Regions from separate parts of the Homo sapiens genome. Here region 1 is linked to region 2. A link is a loop called in an ENCODE intact Hi-C map of the cell type or tissue named here. Cell type or tissue: mammary epithelial cell. All regions are shown on one strand. Links, peaks and the distances in the headings refer to the core of each region. The heading gives the core; the rest is flanking DNA. Region 1 has its middle 12 kb from the start of S100A7A. Region 2 has its middle 35 kb from the start of S100A7.

What was found. Peaks named below come from ENCODE experiments on the same cell type or tissue, not always from the same donor. Only the 100,000 strongest peaks of a DNase experiment are listed, where the experiment ranks them.
Region 1: a loop joins it to region 2, with 9 times the contacts of the local background. A loop is called at or near these places in 13 of 110 quality-filtered maps.

The regions. Positions count from the first base shown.
Region 1 is chr1:153,399,441-153,409,027 of GRCh38, reverse strand. It overlaps a transcript of S100A8 not described here. Among named protein-coding and RNA genes, the nearest start is that of S100A7A, 12 kb to the left of the region's middle. In mammary epithelial cell, for the core only: a CTCF peak has its summit at 4,101 (motif pointing right); no DNase peak of the experiment used is centred there.
Region 2 is chr1:153,490,955-153,500,541 of GRCh38, reverse strand. It overlaps the pseudogene RN7SL44P. Among named protein-coding and RNA genes, the nearest start is that of S100A7, 35 kb to the right of the region's middle. In mammary epithelial cell, for the core only: CTCF peaks have their summits at 5,454 (motif pointing right) and 6,917; no DNase peak of the experiment used is centred there; H3K27ac peaks cover 891 bases.

The DNA of each region.
Region 1 (9,587 bases), core at 2,897-5,396, 90 kb after region 2:
GGCATGTTTTTGTAGTGGCTGGTAACGGTTGTTCCTTTCCATGTTTAGTGCTTCCTTCAGGAGCTCTTGTAAGGCAGGCCTGGTGGTGACAAAATCTCTCAGCATTTGCTTGTCTGTAAAGGATTTTATTTCTCCTCCACTTATGAAGCTTAATTTGGCTGGATATGAAATTCTGGGTTGAAAATTCTTTTCTTTAAGAATGTTGAATATTGGCCCCGACTCTCTTCTGGCTTGTAGAGTTTCTGCCAAGAGATCCTCTGTTAGTGTGATGGGCTTCCCTTTGTGGGTACCCTGAGCTTTCTCTCTGGCTGCCCTTAAGATTTTTTCCTTCATTTCAACTTTGGTGAATCTGACAATTATGTGTCTTGTAGTTGCTCTTTTCGAGGAGTATCTTTGTGGCCCTCTCTGTATTTCCTGAATTTGAATGTTAGCCTGCCTTGCTAGATTGGGGAAGTTCTCCTGGATAATATCCTGCAGACTGTTTTCCAGCTTGGTTCCATTCTCCTCCTCACTTTCATGTACACCAAGCAGACTTAGATTTGGTCTTTTCACATAGTCCCATATTTCTTGGAGGCTTTGTCCATTTCTTTTTACTCTTTTTTCTCTAAACTTCTCTTCTCACTTCATTTCATTCATTTGATCTGCAATCACTGCTACCCTTTCTTCCTGTTGATCAAATTGGCTACTGAAGCTTGTGCATGAGTCATGTAGTTCTCGTGCCATGGTTTTCAGCTCCATCAGGTCATTTAAGGTCTTCTCTATGCTGTCTATTCTAGTTAGCCATTCATTTAATCTTTTTTTCAAAGTTTTTAGCTTCTTTGCGATGGGTTTGAACAAACTCCTTTAGCTCGGAGAAGTTTGTTATTACTGATCATCTGAAGCCTTCTTCTCTCAACTCGTCAAAGTCATTCTCCATCCAACTTTGTTCCGTTGCTGGTGAGGAGCTGCGTTCCTTTGGAGGAGAAGAGGTGCTCTGATTTTTAGAGTTTTCAGCTTTTCTGCTCTGGCTTCTCCCCATCTTTGTGGTTTTATCTACCTTTGGTCTTTTATGATGGTGACGTACAGATGGAGTTTTGGCGTGGATGTCCTTTCTGTTTGTTAGTTTTCCTTCTAACAGTCAGGACCCTCAGCTGCAGGTCTGTTGGAATTTGCTGGAGGTCCACTCCAGACCCTGTTTGCCTGGGTGTCACCAGCGGAGGCTGCAGAACAGCAAATATTGCAGAATGGCAAATGTTGGTTCCTGATTGTTCCTCTGGAAGCTTTGTCTCAGAGGGGCACCTGGCTGTATGAGGTGTCAGTTGGCCCCTGCTGGGAGGTACCTCCCAGTTAGGCTGCTTGGGGGTCAAGGACCCACTTGAGGAGGCAGTCTGTCAGTTCTCAGATCTCAAACTCCGTGCTTGGAGAACCACTACTCTCTTCAAAGCTGTCAAACAGGGACGCTTAAGCCTGCAGAAGTTTCTGCTGCCTTTTGTTCAGCTATGCCCTGCCCACAGAGGTGGAGTCTACCGAGGCAGGCAGACCTCCTTTAGCTGTGGTGGGCTCCACCCAGTTCGCGCTTCCTGGCTGCTTTGTTTACCTACTCAAGCCTCAGAAATGGCGGGCACCCTGCCCCCAGCCTCACTGCCGCCGTGCAGTTTGATATCACACTGCTGTGCTAGCAGTGAGCGAGGCTCTGTGAGTGTGGGACTGTCCGAGCCAGGCACGGGATATGATCTCCTGGTGTGCTGTTTGCTAAGACCACTGAAAAAGCACAGTATTAGGGTGGGAGTGACCTGATTTTCCAGGTGCCGTCTGTCACGGCTTCCCTTGGCTATGAAAAGTATTCCCTGGCCCCTTGTGCTTCCTGGGTGAGGTGATGCTCACCCTGCTTCAGCTCATGCTCTGTGGGCTGCATCCACTGTATTGCTCCCACTGTCTGACAAGCCCCAGTGAGATGAACCCGGTACCTCAGTTGGAAATGCAGAAATCACCTGTCTTCTGCTTCGCTGGGAGCTGTAGACTGGAGCTGTTCCTATTCGGCCATCTTGGAACCTCTCCAAAAATATCAAACATATTTGAGACATCCAAAAAACTGATCATTTGTTTTTGCTAAAATCAAAATCTTAGCAAATTAGCTTTAATAGGGGCCTTATCTTTTGCACCTGCTCATCAGGTTGAACCCTGTGAGCCTTTCCCCTGTGTCATGTCTGGAACAAACACTCTCCATAAACCCACCCCATCCTATCACACATCCAACCTCCCAGCCACTGCTGATCCCCCAGGAGAGCTCACAACAGGCTGATTGTGAACAGGAATTTGGCTGGTTGATATCTTCATCTCCTCTATCGTTTTGGGGAGCTCGCCTCTCCCCAGCCTGAAGTAGAAGCAACATACTCCTGGGTCTCTAGAAGATCTCAAGTTGCTGGGGGAAGAGGACAGAAAGCAATTTGTTCTTTTTGCTGTATTTTATCCATTCATTTATGCTGTGAGTGCTGACTCTGTTCTGGGTGTGCAGGTGTCAGGGTGGCAGGGAGATGGAGTGGATGTGGACCATGCTTTGAGCAATGCTCTGGCCCCAGGAGAGAACTCCAATATAAGGCACTGGGTGGTGAGAGAGTAGAGTGGGACAGAGCCCGGAAGCCCCCAGGTCCCCAGGCAGTTCAGTGGTCACTTTCTCTGTGAAGCCTTCTCCAGGCAGAGCCATCATCCCCATGTCCCTGCATGTCTCAGTGACAGCCCTGGCCACACATATGCTATGTTTGCTGCCGCCCAGCCATGTCTTATATTGTGCCCCCAGCCTCCAGTGCAGAGAACTCCATAAACATTGGCCAAACTAGCAAGTGAGGCAGGTGTCTTCAAAAAGGTTCAGATAAAGTGTGTGGGAATTTGGAAGAGGAGAAATCACTTTTCAGGTGGGGGAACCAGGGGAAGCTTTGTAGGGGCATCCTTTCAATAGGCCATAGAGCACTTCCAGGAGCCACGGTGAGAGGGACAGGGCAGAGGGAGCCACGGGAATGTTCCAAGACAGCCAGCTGTTCTGTTTGGGGTCCTTCTGGGTGGTGCTGGCCAGCTGCATCTCTGGACTCGTGCAGCAGTTGGGGGAGCGGGACAGAGAGACAGAGAGAGAGTTCTGCAGCATTCACAAGAGGTTATTAGGACTCAGTTCTGCTGTGAGCCATCCACACTGGAGGATGAGAACACCCAGCTGCAGCCCAGAGCCTGTGGTCCCACTGTTAGGTTTTGAAGGGAAGGCAAGGGTTAAAAAAAGACACAGAGAGAGTTGGTGGCTCTATGGAAATGCAGGTTTTATGTCCAGCACAAGACCTGAGGAGGTGGGGGACAAGCTTAATGCCAGAGCCCCCTGCCGCTTACAGGCTGGGGTAATTTATAGGTCTAGGTGGGGGTCTGGGCAGTATGGCTAGCTCGCCGGGAGGATATTGATAAGATGTTCCTGTGATCAGGCGGTTTGGACCTTTTTCCAGCGGGATGTGATAGGCTGTTTCTTGGACCTTTGCCCCGCAGGATATGATGGGGATGTTCCTTCAGTTGCGCCTTTGCCCAGCAGGGTATGATAAGGATGCTCTTGTGCCTTGCGGTCAGGTGGTTAGGCAGGATGTTTCTCACGGCCTGAATCCACATGGAATGTTTCACTCTGACCAGGGTCCGCAAAATGGCAGGGGGCTTACAAAATGGTGCAGTTTGGACTAACACCCACCATCCTGTCGAATGGGTTTGCTGGGAGGATTTACTGTCAATTCTGTTAGCCTGATAAGGGAGGTTGCTTTCTCGGAGGCCGCATACACAGACAGTGCTAGGAAGTGACCCAAGCGTACCCTGAGAAATGTATCTGTTCAACCAAATTTCAAGTTGGCAATGATCATTCCTCATCTCGCCCAATTTTAAGACGAGGCTGGGCCGTGTAGGTAAAACTGGCAAGCTGGAGAAAGCAGTGCGGGGTGGGGGGGACTCCAGGAAGGCTCCTTGGCCAAGGAGGACTGTAGGATTCTGACTTACACTGTAAGGGCTGTTCCTGTTACAGTTGGCCCCAGTCAGAGGCCCAGGACAAAACTCTGGCCCTGAGTGCAGAGAATTGGTTTTCTGTTTCCCAAGCTTCCACACGGTGGCGCCACCGAGCACCCACCTCGCCCTGGTTGTCGCCGGAGGCAGTACCACGTGGCTGGGTCCTTCGTGGTTCCCGCCCTTCTGTAGGTTGTGAGTCCCACGTCGGGCACCAATCTTGCACCTGTTAAAAAAAGAGATCTTCACCAAAAGCTTCTGAAAGGCAGAGGGCTTTTCTTACTTAATTTGTATTCTTTTCTCTCTCCAATGCTTACCAGAGGACACTGCATAAAATAGTATATTGGGGACACAATTGTTAATCAAGTGGTAGAAACAGGAAGAGATAAAAATAATTAAATTTTTAGTAATGGTGGGTTAAGTAAATCTTGATGCCTATACACATGGAATCCCTGTGATGATACGAAATGGACATTTGGTCTTTGTCCCTGTTCCTGACACCGAGCGTCTGAAATCCTTGGAATCTCCTGAATGACAGGGGAGAGGGAGCATCTTTTGTTATTCATAACAATCCCCTTCCAGTCATGCTGAGTGTGTGCTAATGAGGTGACTCTTGGTGGACCCCTAGATAGCTTCAGGATGGGGCTGGTTGCCAGAGGAAGCAACCATGTGATTAGAGGGCTGGAGCTTTCAGCCCCACACTGGGCCTCCACAGAGCGGCTGGGGAAGGACTTCAATCACCAGTGGCCAATTATTTAATCAACTATGCCTAAATGAAGTGACTGCCATAGAAACCCCAAACGATGGGGTTCAGAGAACTGTAGGGCTGCTGAGCAGGTGGGGTGCCGGAAGGGTGGGCTCCTGGAGTGGGCCTGGGAGCTCCATGCTGCCCCTCATACATGGCCCTGTGTGTCTCTTCCACGTGGCTTTTCCTGAGTTGTACTCTTTGTAATAAACCAGTAATCATGAGTAAAGTGCCTCCCTGAGTCCTGTGAACTCTTGTAGCAGATTATCTAACCTGAGGAGGGGGTTTGTAGGAACCTCCAATTTTAGCCAGTCAGTCAGAAGTATGGGCGGTCAGGTGCTGCGATTGGCATCTGCAGTGGGGGCAGTGTTGTGGGGCTGAGCCTTCACCTTGTGGGGTCTGTGCTAACTCTTGGTAGTTAGGATCAGAACGGAATTGCACGATACCCCGATGGTGTTCAGAGTGTTGGAGAATTGGTTGGTGTGGGGATTTTAAAAAAAGGAAATATAACCCCCACACATTTGGCGTCAAAAGTGTTGTTAGTCAGAATGGTTCTGGAATTCCATATAATGTAGCTATTTGGAATCAATCACTCAAAAATATTTAAGAACTGGGGAGATGTTTTAAACATAGTCCTAATTGAAAAAGCAGATCATAAAACAGCTGGGAAAGGGCAGGGCCGTGGCCCACAGGGTGGACGTGGAGTGGGGGTGGGGAGGGGGTTAATGTGACATGATTGCTCCACATGAGACAAGGCCACGGAACTCAGGAAACAAAGCTTGTTTTGAGCAAGAGTCGTGTCAGATTTCGACAGGAGGTAGAGCAGAGAGAAGATATCTTTACATAGGTGAAGCTAACAGTTCATGATAAAGTGTTCTCAGCCTTCACATTCACAGTCAATTGATTTTCAACAAGCCCGCCAAGCCAATTCAATGGAGAAAGAATAGTCTTTCCAACACATGATGCTGGGACAAGTGGACAGCCACATGCAAAATAATGAAGCTGGACCCCTTCCTTCCTTCATACACACAAATTAACTCAGAATAGGTCACAGCCCTACACATAAGAGCTAAAACTAAAACTCTTAGAAGAAAATATAGAAGTAAATCTTCAAGACTGAGGTCTTGAATATCTTTGCATATGCTACTGAGGCTTTATGACTTTACTTTCCACAGTTAGACCTACAATCCACTTGGAATTGTCATTTTGTCTGCTTGTGTGGTCTAGTTTCATGAGCATGAGCATCCAGTTGATCCAGTAAAATGTATTGAAAAGCTTGTGCTCAGCAGTGCCACTTTTGTCACAGAATAAATATACCATACGTGTGTGTCTTTTTCTCAGACCTCTATTTAGTTCTGTTGATCTATGTGACTGTCCTTGAACCAGCCAGGCAGTATCTTAGTTACCGGAGCTGTTATGATAAATCTTAACATCTAGTACTGTAGATCCTCCCATGTCTTTTCTTTTTCATGATTCCCTTGGCTATTCTTGGCCTGTCTATATACTTTTTACAGTTAACTTGTCAATTTCTACAAAAATTCCAGCAAGGACTTTGGGACTGGGATTGCACTGAATCTATAGGTTACGTTTGGGAGAACTATCAGCTTTACAATAGCATGTAAAGCTGCTATGAACATGGCATATCCCTTACTAAAAACTTTTAGTGGCTTCCCATCCTGCTTAAAGTCCAAATTTTGCAAAGTCCTCGTTGGCTTGTCCTCTGCCTGCCCCTCAGACCTCATCTCCTGTCTTTCTGGGCTCCATTTACACCACTCCAGCCCTTCTTTCTGCCCCTCTGTCAGCCCAGGCTGGCTCCTACCTGAGCACCTCTGTTCCAGCTCTTTCCTCTAACCATGGGGCCCTTCTCCTGCTCTCCCTAAGGTTGGATTTCCTGTTATTCGGGGACAAGGTAATGTAGTGGTTGAGAACAGGTATGTGGGGCCCATGGGCCTGGGTTAGAAATGTGCCTCTGCATTACTAGCTGTGTCCCCAGCATGCTCCTGTAATTGTCATTCCTTGGGCTTTTTCAGCAATTGTTAAGAAGATGAGATGAATGGGTGGATGTAAAGCCCATGGAGCAGTGCTCAGCAAAGAGGAAGAACTTAATACTGTTAATCATCTTCTCACTCTCCAGCAGCCTCCTGGTCCTACAGAAGCAGCCTAGGGACTCCCTATGCTCAAATCCTATTCTTTTTCTCTACACGGCAATAATGTACCCTTTCTTTCTCTTTATCACATTTTCTGTGAGGATTCTAATGCATCTAGCAGCTCCCCCTTCAAGCACAGCCCATCTAACACACATTTCAGATACTCTTGAGGCTGTTGACTGGGATATCAGGTTGCTCTAATCCTAAAGATAAAAAAGGTCTGGAAAAAAGAAAATAGATATACACTGGTAAGAACTGGCAAAAATCCCTAAATATTCCATCAGTATAACCCGATTCATCGTCTCAAGTACCATATGAGATTTCTTTAATTTTTAAGGTAATTACTTGATCCTCTTCACCACCACCTCACCGCCCTCTTAGTCAGAAATTGAATATTATCCTGCTTGAAGTATTTCCAATTCTTGAGGTGTCTAAAACCCTGGGTGCGGCCGAAGCGGGGATGGGGGTGCTTCAGGGCCAGTTTCGGGTAACCTCCTTTCTCAATTTCACCAGAAAGCGCTACTCCTTTGCTGTACTGGCTTCTGGATGTCACGGGACATTGTTTTCAGTGTCTGGTCTGCACACTGGAAAGACATGAAGACTGTGTTTGTCAAGATCACAATCTTAGTCCTGGCCATGGGTGGTTGGGTTGTGACATGGGAGATGCATGCTTGGCACCATGTTTATGGTTCTTTTCTAAGTACAGTAACCTGAAGTTTTGGCCAAATGTCTGTCTCCACCTACAGACTATGAGTTTCTGGAAGGCAGAATGTTATTCAATTCATTTCCGCCCCCTTTCTCCACAGCACCTAGCACAGGTGCACCTAGCACCTAACACGTGGCAAAATTCTGATAAACATTAAGGAAGAGTTGACATTAAAATGTATAAATAAAAGTAATTTAATGTCTAACAATAATGGATTCATAAGACAAATTTTGATAAATGCAAACAGATGATCGCTATGTACTCGCCAAAAATCAGGCTAGCATTGATTAAGCATGTGAGATGTCCACAGCATAACATTAAGCAAAAAGTGCAGTTACAGCGCAGCTGTGCAAGGGATCATCACTGGGTATTGGCATGGCGTAGGGGGCTGTTTTGTCCCAGAGTGAACAAAAGGTAGGGTGAAAAGGAGTGCAGTCTGCCCCCCATCCCCAGCCATAGGTCAGAAATGAAGTTTCTTCTAAACAACAAGCTGTTATCCAGCAATTGTCCAACAGTAAGCCATATGGGTATACCAAATTTGTTAATTAGATAGTTTTAAGGTTTTGCTTTTATTTTTGTTTCTTGGTTATGGATATTGCAATGGTGGACATTTTCCTGATGATTTTTAAAATATCTGTTTAATTAATTGTTTTGGGAGAAATTGCCAGGGTAATGATGGCTGAACCAAAGAATTCGATACAATTTTTTGTAGCTCTAGCTTGGCAATGCTGAGAAATTCAAGCCATGTTTTTAGTTTAGAAACAGGAAAGTGTATTGATGAACCACTTGTTTGCTGGGGAAATCTTTATGTTGAGTAGATGAAGGCTCACCCAGCAAACTGGAAAAGCTGTTGGCTTCGGTATCTACCTATGATTTTCTCTCCAGCCTTCAGAGATGCATAGATGGAGTCTCTGGTTTGATGACCTGCCCTTTGGCGCCCCATTCTGGAAGATTCAGTCATCAGCCTGTGCAGGCCCTCCCAAGGGAGCTGTGTGGGGTGAAATGGGGCCAAGTAGAAGGGGCCGGCTGGGAGAAGTCTTGTGTTGGGGTGAGTTGGCAGAGGGGACCCCACCTGTCACTCACTCAGGGGCCCAGGTAGCATCTGTAGGGATGTCGAGCCTGAAGGTCTGGCCCCTCTCAGAGTAGGGTGACTTCCACATTGCAGTCGGTGATTTACTAGTAAACAAATCTGGTTCTACCACTTCTCTTTCACCTCCCGTCCATCACCCAACTGATTTAAAAAATCCTCTATTAGCTTCCTCTCTTGTTTGTGTATCACAGTCTTGCCCTGGCCATGGGTAGTGGGGGTTGTGAGGTGGGAGATGCGTGTTTGGCACCAAGTCTGTGGTGCTTTTCTAAGTACAGTACCTTGGAGTTTTGGCTAGATGTCTGCCTCCACTGACAGACTATGAGCTGGATAGGATAAAGTCACAGTTGTAGCTTGGCACAGGGTCTTCCGGTCTTGTCTCCCTCCTGCCTCTCCAGCCTTGTTTCTTCTAACTTCTCATTGTGCACCCTGTGGACTCCATCCCCTGAGGGGGCCGCGCTCTTTTACAGCCCCGGGCCTTTGCCTGTGCCATATCCTCTGTCTAGAGTGCCTGGTTCTCCTTTCCTCCTTGCAACTCAAAATGTCTCTTCAAGTCGCAGCTGAAATATCGCCTCCCTAAGGAAGTCCCCCCCAACTCCCCAGGTGGAAGGTGTCCCTTTCTGGGTGCCTGGAGCACCTGTCTGTGTCACTCAGTTGGCTTCCATGTGCCTAGTGACAGTGTGTGACTGTCCCCTCACATGTCCCCACCCTGTGAGCTGGCCCTGTATCTGATGCATATTGCCTAGCAGAAGGCCTGGCACACTGTAGGTACTCAAGAATATTCGTTGAATGAATGAAGGAATGAATGTGCTTCATGACAGTGGAGTTTGGGGGTTCACTAATGGAGGGAGGACACCCCAGGGAGATGTAGTTAAGTGTGTGTCTGACCCCACCCAAGCCCTGGAG
Region 2 (9,587 bases), core at 4,424-6,923:
TGTGCTGATCAGTATTGGGATCACTCCTGTGAATAGCTACTGCACTCTAGCCTGGGCAATAGAGCAAGACCTGGTCTCTTAAAAAAAAGGAAAAAAAGAGAAAAGAAAATTAACTATGCTCTGTTAACTGATATACAGGTAAGTTATATGCTGTTACACATTAAATGATGCAAAATTGTATGTACAGTGTAATTCCAATTTTGTGTAAAAATGGTAACAATTTCTCTAAACTTATATGACAGCATTTCTCATATTGCTTTCTGTAGAACACTACTTTCTATGAGATGTTTGTGAATAATTGTTCCAGAAAAAGGGATCTGGTAAAACAAGGCTAGGAAAATCTAAGCAAAACCATGTAAAACCATTTCATTTTGGCAAGTCTTCTCAGTGCCTTATTGGATATTTTTTCTTTTTGGCCACCCAGCTCCTGGACCCTCATCTTCCATGTGTGGACTTTCTCGTCTCATCAGGCAGTGTCCATCTCCTACAGCAGAAGCGGATGATCCCAGTTCCTTACCTTTTCTCTTCCCTGGTGGCTTCACCAGTCGGATAGATACACCTGTCTGGGAGTTGGAGCTGGGCTGGTTACCCCCGGAAGCAGAGGTGCTGGGGAACCCTTCCTGGCAGGGGCCAGCCACATTCCTCAGTGCCCATGCCATTCAGTGTTCAGAGTGACTATGCCAAGGTCCTCACCAGGCTGTTTTGGCGGTGTGATTTTGGCATTTCTCTTTGTGTAACTTTCCTTTGTTCTTGCCCACCTTCTAAACCCTAGTTCTCTAGTCTTCTTGAATCTAGAATTATTTCAGTTTTTTGAGAATACTAGAATTTAGTGTTATTTAAGTAAAATTTTGTTCTCCTCAAATCAGTTTGAGGCAGTTTCTGCTGCTCGCATTTCTGAATATTGACTGACGCATTATTATACTAATGTGTACTGTGAATTTCTAAAAGGGAGAAATTTTCCAAAGTTATTTGTCTGTACTTTTTCCCTTTTCTTTTCTGAAAACTTATGAATCTCCTGTGAAATTAGTATGGTGCGAAACGTAAACTTATGGCTATAAAAAAGTCTGGGAGGAAATACAACAAATGAAGCATAAAGGATATTTTATTCCAAATAATGGGTTGAGGACTTGTGTTTGTGTCTCCCTTCAGAGATCCCATTAAAGGGCGACTATAAACCCATCACAGCAGAGATGATATAAGGTGGATCAGACAGTGGGTAGGAGATTTAAACATTTCCCCAAGCTGGAAAGGCAAAGGAGGTGTGCTGATGGATAAAACAGAGTGGAGGAAGCCTCAGAACAGAATATGATGCCTGCAAAGGACTGGGGAGGAGGTGGAGCTGACCTACACTTTGGAGCCCCAGAGAGACTTAGGGATGAGTTGACCATGTAGGGTGGAAATGAGAAGGGACAGGCAATGCTAGGGTTAACTGAAAGTCTGTCCAGGCACCAGCTAGGGCAGTCAAACCCTTTTCCTCTCTTTCTCATCTGCTTGCAGAGCAATAGCTGTCTAGGTCCTGCTCTTCTTTAAAAAAATTAACACATACTCTGGCTCGTTTACCTTGGCCCCCTAGAATAAAGCCTTTTCAGTTCCAGCATAAACAGCTGGTTCCTGTCAATTCACCCTCAAGTGAAGCTTGCCAGGCCATAAATGGTGTCTTTTTTTTTTTTTTTAAGACGGAATCTCACTGTCACCCAGGCTAGAGTGCAGTGGTGTGATCCTAGCCCACTGTAGCCTCAAGCTCCTGGGTTCAAACAATCCTCCTGTCTTAGCTTCCCAAGTAGTTGGGACTACAGACATGTGCTAGCACACCTGGCCAATTAAAAAAAATATTTTGTAGAGATGGGGTCTTGCTATGTTGCCCAGGCTGGTCTTGAACTCCCAGCCTCAAGCAATCCTGCTGCCTTGGCCTCCCAAAATGCTGGAATTACAGATTTGAGCCACTGTGACTGTCCCATAAGTGGTACTTCTAAGCAACCTTCTTATGCAGAGGAGAAACCAGTTGGGAAAATCGATATACATTCACAATAGCACAGTAAACCCTGCATCAATGTAAGAGCTATTTAGAAAAACTAACTTAACCTTTTATTCTTAAGGATGTAGAATCACCAAAATATGAAGAATACTCCCAGCACAAAAGAGAAAAGACAAAATAACATTCAGAATAAGCAATAGCCCTGGAAGAAAAGGAGAAACGCAGGACTAGAAAACTGCATCTTCAAAGACATTCAATAAGGGGGTTTCCAGAAAAATGACTTTGTAATAGAATTCATGTAATAGAATAAGAAACTAGAAGACATTAGTAATATAAGGCAAAAGTATAGATTTCTTTTTTAACAAAAGAAAAAAAAAACCCAAAGCAATTAGAGACCTCAGATAAAAGAAAAAATGGTCCAGGAAGAAAGCGCTCTAAAATATGGCATGCAGCCTGGGCAATGTAGCAAGACCTCATCTCTGCAGATAAAAAATATTAGCCCGGTGTGGTGGCATGTGCCTGTAGTCCCAGCTACTTGGGAGGCTGAGGTGGGAGAATCACTTGAGTCTGGGAGGTCGAGGCTGCAGTGAGCTGTGATTGCACCACTGCACTCCAGCCTGGGCAACAGAGCAAGACCTCATCTCAAAAAAAAAAAAAAAAAAAGTGTGGCATGATACTGAGCAATTGACAGTTAAAGTGTCTTAGCACTTTTAGTCCATTCGGGCTGCTATAAAAAAATACCATAAGCTAGGTAGCTTAACAACAGAAATGTACTTCTCACAGCTCCTGATGCTCCAAGTCCAAGATCAAGGTGCCAGCAGATTCAGTGTCTGGTGAGAGTCGGCTTCCTGGTTCATAGATGGCAGTCTTTTCACTGTGTCCTCAAAGTGGAAGGAGTAAAGGGGCTCTCTGCAATGTCTTTTTATGGACACCAATCCCATTCATGAGGGCTTCACCTTCATGACCTAATCACCTCCCAGAGACCGCACCTACAAATACTATCATATTGGGGATTAGGTTTCCATATATGAATACTGGGGGCACAAACATTCAGTCTATAGCAAAAAGAAAAAAAGAATTTTATTGACATGCTAGGAATATTATTCTGTAAGAGACAAGAGGTTGTAACTCTGGATCATTACAGAAAGAAGTGTCATCTTAGCTTTGTAATAAACAATAATAATGTTGCCATAATAATGTAAACACTATTTTCTGGTTTTTGATTATTTTTAACAGATCTATAAACAAAGCCCAAAGACTTAATTATGATTCCAGAACAGAATGTCAGTGTTTTACATGACAGTGTTTACATGACAAGTAAAGTTGTAACTGACAGAAGGTGGGAGGAGGAAGGTGAGGAGGGAGGTTGGAGGGAAGCGGGGAGACACACATATCCTCTTCTAGTGTGGGGAGTTCAGAGGCACTGTCTGAAAACAAAGGGAGGCTTAGGCTTATTATTAAAAGTTACAAAGGTAGTCAAGAGAAGAACTAAAATTATAATATAACTATCAAAACTGGGGAGGAGAATAGAGAAGAGTTGGGAAGTAGAACAAAAGAGAGTTATATCCCTATCTTTCATTGTAGGCATTCCGCAGATAATGTTTAAAGGCAATGCATTAAGTAATAGAAACGTAAGCCACGTTATTAGAATGATGGGAGTACACTCAATAAGTGATGAGAAATTGTTAAAACGATTGATTCCTTTTGAGGAGAGGGACTGCAGGTAAGGCAGGGAATACTAATTTTATTATTTTTATTTTTTAATTGTTATTATTATTATTTATTATTTTTATTTTTTATTTTACTTTAAGTTCTGGGATACCTGTGCAGAGTGTGCAGGTTTGTTACATAGGTGTACATGTGCCATGGTGGTTTGCTGCACCTATCAACCTGTCATCTAGGTTTTAAGCCCCACATGCTATTAGGTATTTGTCCTAATGCTCTCCCTGCCCTTGTCCCCTACCCTCTGACTGGCCCGGGTTTGTGATGTTCCCCTCCCTGTGTCCATGTGTTCTCATTGTTCGACTCCCATTTATGAGTGAAAACATGCAGTGTTTGGTTTTCCATTCCTGTGTTAGCTTGCTGAGATTGATGGCTTCCAGCTTCATCCATGTCCCTGCAGAGACATGAACTCATTCCTTTTTATGGCTGCATAGTGGGAATACCAATTTTTTATTATAAATTTTTTTGAACTATTTGACTTTAAAAAAGCTATGTACATGCGTTAATTAGATAAAAATATAAAAATAATGGAAGATGCATTATAACATAAAAAACAAAATAATTTGGAACATAATGGATAGTTCTTATTTTCTAATTTACATGCTTTCGTATAGTCTGCGTTTTCTGTAATGAGGATGGGTTACTTTTTATCATTAATAAATGAAAATAAGATAAGAAAAAGAAAAATTAACAACGACTTCTTAATTCTCAGACCATCAGCTCTAACAGGGCAAGAATCCTGTCTGTCTTATCTTTGTTTTTCCAGTGCCCAGGGCAGCCTGGCCCCAGCAGGTGCTGAATGGATTGAATGCAGGAAGATAGACCCTGGGAGAGAAGCATTTGGGGGCAAGGGAGGCAGAGGTGGGCTTCACCTCATCTGAGTTGGCTGGAGTGTTGCCCCTTCCCTGGTGGCCTCTCAGAGCTTCCCCGCTCCAGAGTGCTCCGAGGCTTGGATCGTCTGAGCTGGGTTTGGGGCCTTAGTTCTTGCTAAAGATTCCTAGTGTTCACATCTGCCTTGGCCTGTGCTGTCACCCCTGCTGTTGTCTGGGGAGCCCAGAGGTTGTAGGATGAGGTGATGGGGTGGGCGTGGGGTGAGGCACGGGCCACTGGGGTAATACCTGCCATGGGTCCTGGGGAGGGATGAGGTCACAGCCTGCTGTTCTGAGAGGCGGGTGGGGAAGCCAGGCCAGCAGGCAAAGAGAATCTTATGTGTTCTGCATTTTAAGGATAGGATAATCTCTGGGAAAAATCCAACATACTTTGGGAGTGGATCCTCTTTGTCTCAGGGCAGTTCAGAGCAGGTGTGACCCCAAGCAAATGTCCCCTGGGGCCAGCCTGTCCTCCCCAGCTGGGTGTTCACCTACCATGCTCGCCCTTGCTTGTTGTTGCTTTGCTCCAGTAGCTTTCCCTCAGCTGGCCCGAGGGACTCAGAATGAGAGCCTGTGGCCCTAACCAAAGAGTGACCTCTAGGGAGCTCTTATTTCAGGGGAAGACCACTCATGACCACAGGAGCTCCTAGTCTCACGGTAAGGATAGGGCATCACCATAGCTTCTCCCTGCGTGGGTCAGAGTGACCCCAAAACTGATCCCCCCTCTTTCACCTCCAGTCTGATGGCAAGAAGTCAATGATGTGTCCCCTGGCCTCCTGGGAGCAGTGGTTGGGTGAGGGGTGACATCAGTACTCTTAATTTAGAAAGTGGGTGGGACCAGGGGAAGGGTCTCGTAATAGACCTAGGCCATTGCCAAGATTGGCCAGCAGGGGGCGGAGTAGACCTTAGCAGGAGAGGGCAGGCAGAGGAAGGAGGGAAAAGGGAGGAGATGGTTTGATGGAAAGGGCTCTCAGAAGGAAGGTGGGGAGGGGCTTGGTGGGAGCTGGGAAGGTGCCATCCTGCTTCATACCTTGGCTTTGGCAGGGGAGGTCTGCATGGTCTTCTTGAGGAGAGAGAAAATAATTACAGAGACACTGGAATGGTTGAGCTGCAGAATTTACCAAACCAGGGACCTCTTATGTCTAGGTTCTCATTATATGAAATAATAATCCTCTATTTATAATCCACTTTAAATCAATTAATGTATTTTTTTTGCAATCAAAAGGCTCCCAACTGTTGCAAATTTCCTTTTCCAAGACTAATTAGGGAGGGACACTCAATCTCCAGCTCCCCTCTTTGTTGCTGAAATCAGACATCATCCATGCCAAGGTTCTGCTCACCAGAAGCTCAGCCCCTAGCAAGCAGGACCTGCCTAGGGGTGGGGGGGTTGACTTTTCCTTTGCCTCCATGCCCCTTAGTGGCACTTGGTTTTGAGGAAGACTCTCCTCCTCTGCTGCACTCTGAATTTTCTCTAACCTCAGGAAAATCTAGTGGCTTTCCTTTTTAGATGGAAATGATGCTTCACTGAGAATCTCCCATCCTGATATTTAACAACATCATCTACATTCATGAATGTGTTGATGTTTTCCATCTGTGTTGTTTTGTGTTGGGTGGAAATTGAGATAAGGGTTGAATTTTGCATGTGGCTCAAGGTATAGGCCAGATATTTCATGCATGAATACAGGTTCCATAGGCAGAAATGAGCACCAGAATATACAGACTCCTGTAATTTGTGGGAATCTTGGCGAGGGCTTTGGACATATTCGGGGGGTGCAGGGTGGAATCAGGGCAGGGTGGTGGTAGTTACGAACAGAGAGGCCCCTGCTGACATGTAGGCATCAAATGCAGTTCAGAATTTTTAATTTATAGATTCTAGTAGAGAAGACTATATAAAGATTTCTATTTTGGAGGTAGATGTAGAAAAGCTTGAAGTGGCCAGAGATAGTGTTTGTGGTGCAGATAGCAGAGATGATACCCTAAGACCTGTGAAAGCAGTCACAAAAAGCTGCGCTTTGTTTGTTAAAGATGTTAGCTGTGGTTTATGAGATGTGCTGCTTTGGATGATGGAAGATTAAGCCTGTGTTGGCATGGTGATGGAAAACATGTTGTTCACAAATAAAGTCTTTGTGAACATGTCCTTCTTTGATTCAGAATTGAGGCAGGCAGAGCCTGCTCCCATGGGCTGAGAATTTGCAAGCCAGGGTGGCCTCACCAGCTATTTGCTCTGGGGCCATGACCTCAAGAGTAGGGTCCTGGTTTTCGTTACACGAAACAAACATTTATGGTAGCCAAATGATGATGATTGTGTAATTACAAGACTGGATAAAGTGATGGAGGAAATACAATCTCAAGCATTTGTGGAAGGTAGAGGGCAGAAGGGTTGTTGTGGTTAGGGAGGCTTCACAGAGCAAGCAGGACTTGACAGGACTTGATCTGGGCTCGGAAGGTGGCCACCGTGAGACCTGTCAGACTGGAGCAGACTGTGCTACAGCTCCTGGGGAGGAACATGCCTGGGGTGGGCCGTGGAGGGCCTCACACGCAAGGGCTGGAGGGGTTAGAATTGGTATGCTGATTTAATAAAGAGGAGGAAGTCACAGAAGGAAGAAGTCACATACCTGGATATTTAGAAAATAGTAGAGGGGGCTGGGCGTGGTGGCTCCCGCCTGTAATCCCGGCACTTTAGGCCAAGATGGGCAGATCACCTGAGGTCAGGAGTTCCAGAGAAGCCTGAACAACGTGATGAAACCCTGTCTCTACTAAAAATACAAAAATTAGCTGGGTGTGGTGGCCTGTGCCTGTAGTCCCAGCTGCTGGGGAGGCTGAGGCAGGAGAATTGCTTGAACCTGGGGAGCAGAAGTTGCAGCGAGCCGAGATTGCACCACTGCACTTCAGCCTGGGCGACAGAGCAAAACTCCATTTCAAAAGAAAAAAAAAAAAAGAGAGAAAATAGTAGAGGTGTCACGCCAAGCTGCATCAGTGGAAAAAGCCAAGTGGAATAACTCAAGCATCATTTTTCTCACCCCCAAACTTCTCATGGGGGTTTCATTATCTGATTCCATCTTCCGTTTTCCATATATTTGCTCAATCCCTTCTTTTCCTAGTGATACAGGCAGGAGGCAGGAGTTCAGCCCAAGTGGACCCCTTGGCCAGAGAGTGTCTGGTTGGGACTTATGGATTATGTCCAATTTCTGGGTGGCAACAGAGAGGGTGGCTGGAGATTGAGTGTCCCTTCATTATTCTTGGAATAGGAAATTCTGAGAATATTGGAATAGGAATTCCAAGAATATTATTCTTGGAATAGGAATAGTCTTGGAAAAGGAAATTTGTACCATTTGAGATCCTTCCAGTTGTAAACAAATAAAATAACTGGTTTAAAGTGGATTATAAATATAAGTTTATTATCTCATATAATAAGAAATCTAGAGATAAGAGATCCCTGCAGCTCAACCATTCCAGTTTCACGGTAATTCTTTTCTCTCTTCTTGAGAAGCAATAAGCACAGCTCCTTCCATGACAATGTCCAAAGTAAATAGGGGTGGGCGCAGTGGTTCATGCCTGTAATCCCAGTACTTTGGGAGGCCAAGGCAGGTGGATTGCTTGAGATCAGGAGTTCGAGACCAGCCTGACTAACATGGTGAGACCCTGTCTCTACTAAAAATACAAAAAATTAGCTGGGCATGGTGGTGCATGCCTGTAGTCCTAGCTACTCAGGGGGCTGAGGCAGGAGAATTGCTTGAACTCGGGGGGAGGAGGTTGCAGTGAGCCAAGATGGCGCCACTGCACTCCAGCCTGGGCAACAGAGCAGGACTCTGTCTCAAAAAAAACCAACCAAACCAAAACAAACCAAAACAAAACAAAAACCAAAACAAAGTAAATAGGGAGTGCAGGGAACTTTTTTTTTTCTCCCAAAACTTTTTTTTTTTGTTTTTTTGGAGAAAGGCAGAAAATCTTTCTCATAAACTCTCCAGAAGACATCTCCTTCATATCACCAGCCAGAACTAGGTCCCATCTAGGCCACTTCTAGAGGCACAGGAGGCTTGGAGACCAAGTCTTTGGCATTGTTGGCCTTTGTTGTGGAAGGTGTGGTCTGCCAGCAAGAAGGAAGGAGAGGGGACTGGTGGATGGTTGGTGACCAGCAGTGACTACTGCAAACCCAAGGAACAGAGGAGTGGCAGAATTACTGCAGAGGGGAGGCAAGAAGACCAAGTCCTTGGGGTTTGCAGGGAAAGAGGAGGCAAGCTCTTGTGTTTAAGAATACCTGTGTGGTGGGTTCAAGGTGCACTGTAGATTGAGTGCTTTGGCTTTGTGTGAGGGACACCCCACGGCACCTGTGCTAGAGTTTACTTAGACGGCGAGACCAAAGCCACCTCAGTCTCTGTTTTTCCTCCTGTAGTTTCAACCACGAGGATTCACCTTGAATTCACAGAGTGGAGGCTGGCATTGTCTCCTGGGCAACATATTCCTCCTTCCTCTATGAGGAAAAACTCCCCAGAGGCCGGACACTCCTGGGAGTGGGTAGAAATGAAGACCTGGGGAGGGGTAGAGACAAGAACTCATCTCTTTCTCTTGAACTTCCAGGTCTGAACTCCCTGCCCTTAGCAGTGGGAGGAGAGGGGTGCAGAAGGGCAACGGCAGATGTCTGCCTGATGGGGAAGAAGCAGCCCCAGCTGGGGAGTTCCTAGCTTTGTGAGGGGCAGTGCTCTGACCAGGCTAGGCTGGAAGTCAGGGGCTGACTGTGAGGGGCTTTGTGGGTGGGGATGCTTGGCAGAGGGGAGGGATCATGAGTGCTGAGTGGGGGGCGGGGAGGGGCTGGGAAGGGATTTGGTGAAAGGCTTATGGGGTCCTGGGCTGGAGATGGGGTTCTTCAAACATGCTGAGGGGTGATGGTGGGGTTTCCTGGACCTCCCACCCCAAGACAACTGAGGAGGCTTCAGTGCCTCCCTCTTCTATCTTGTGTGTCACACTCTGTGGCTTGCCAACCAAGACTGTCAGCGGATTGCGTAGGTGTTTCCTCTCTCAGA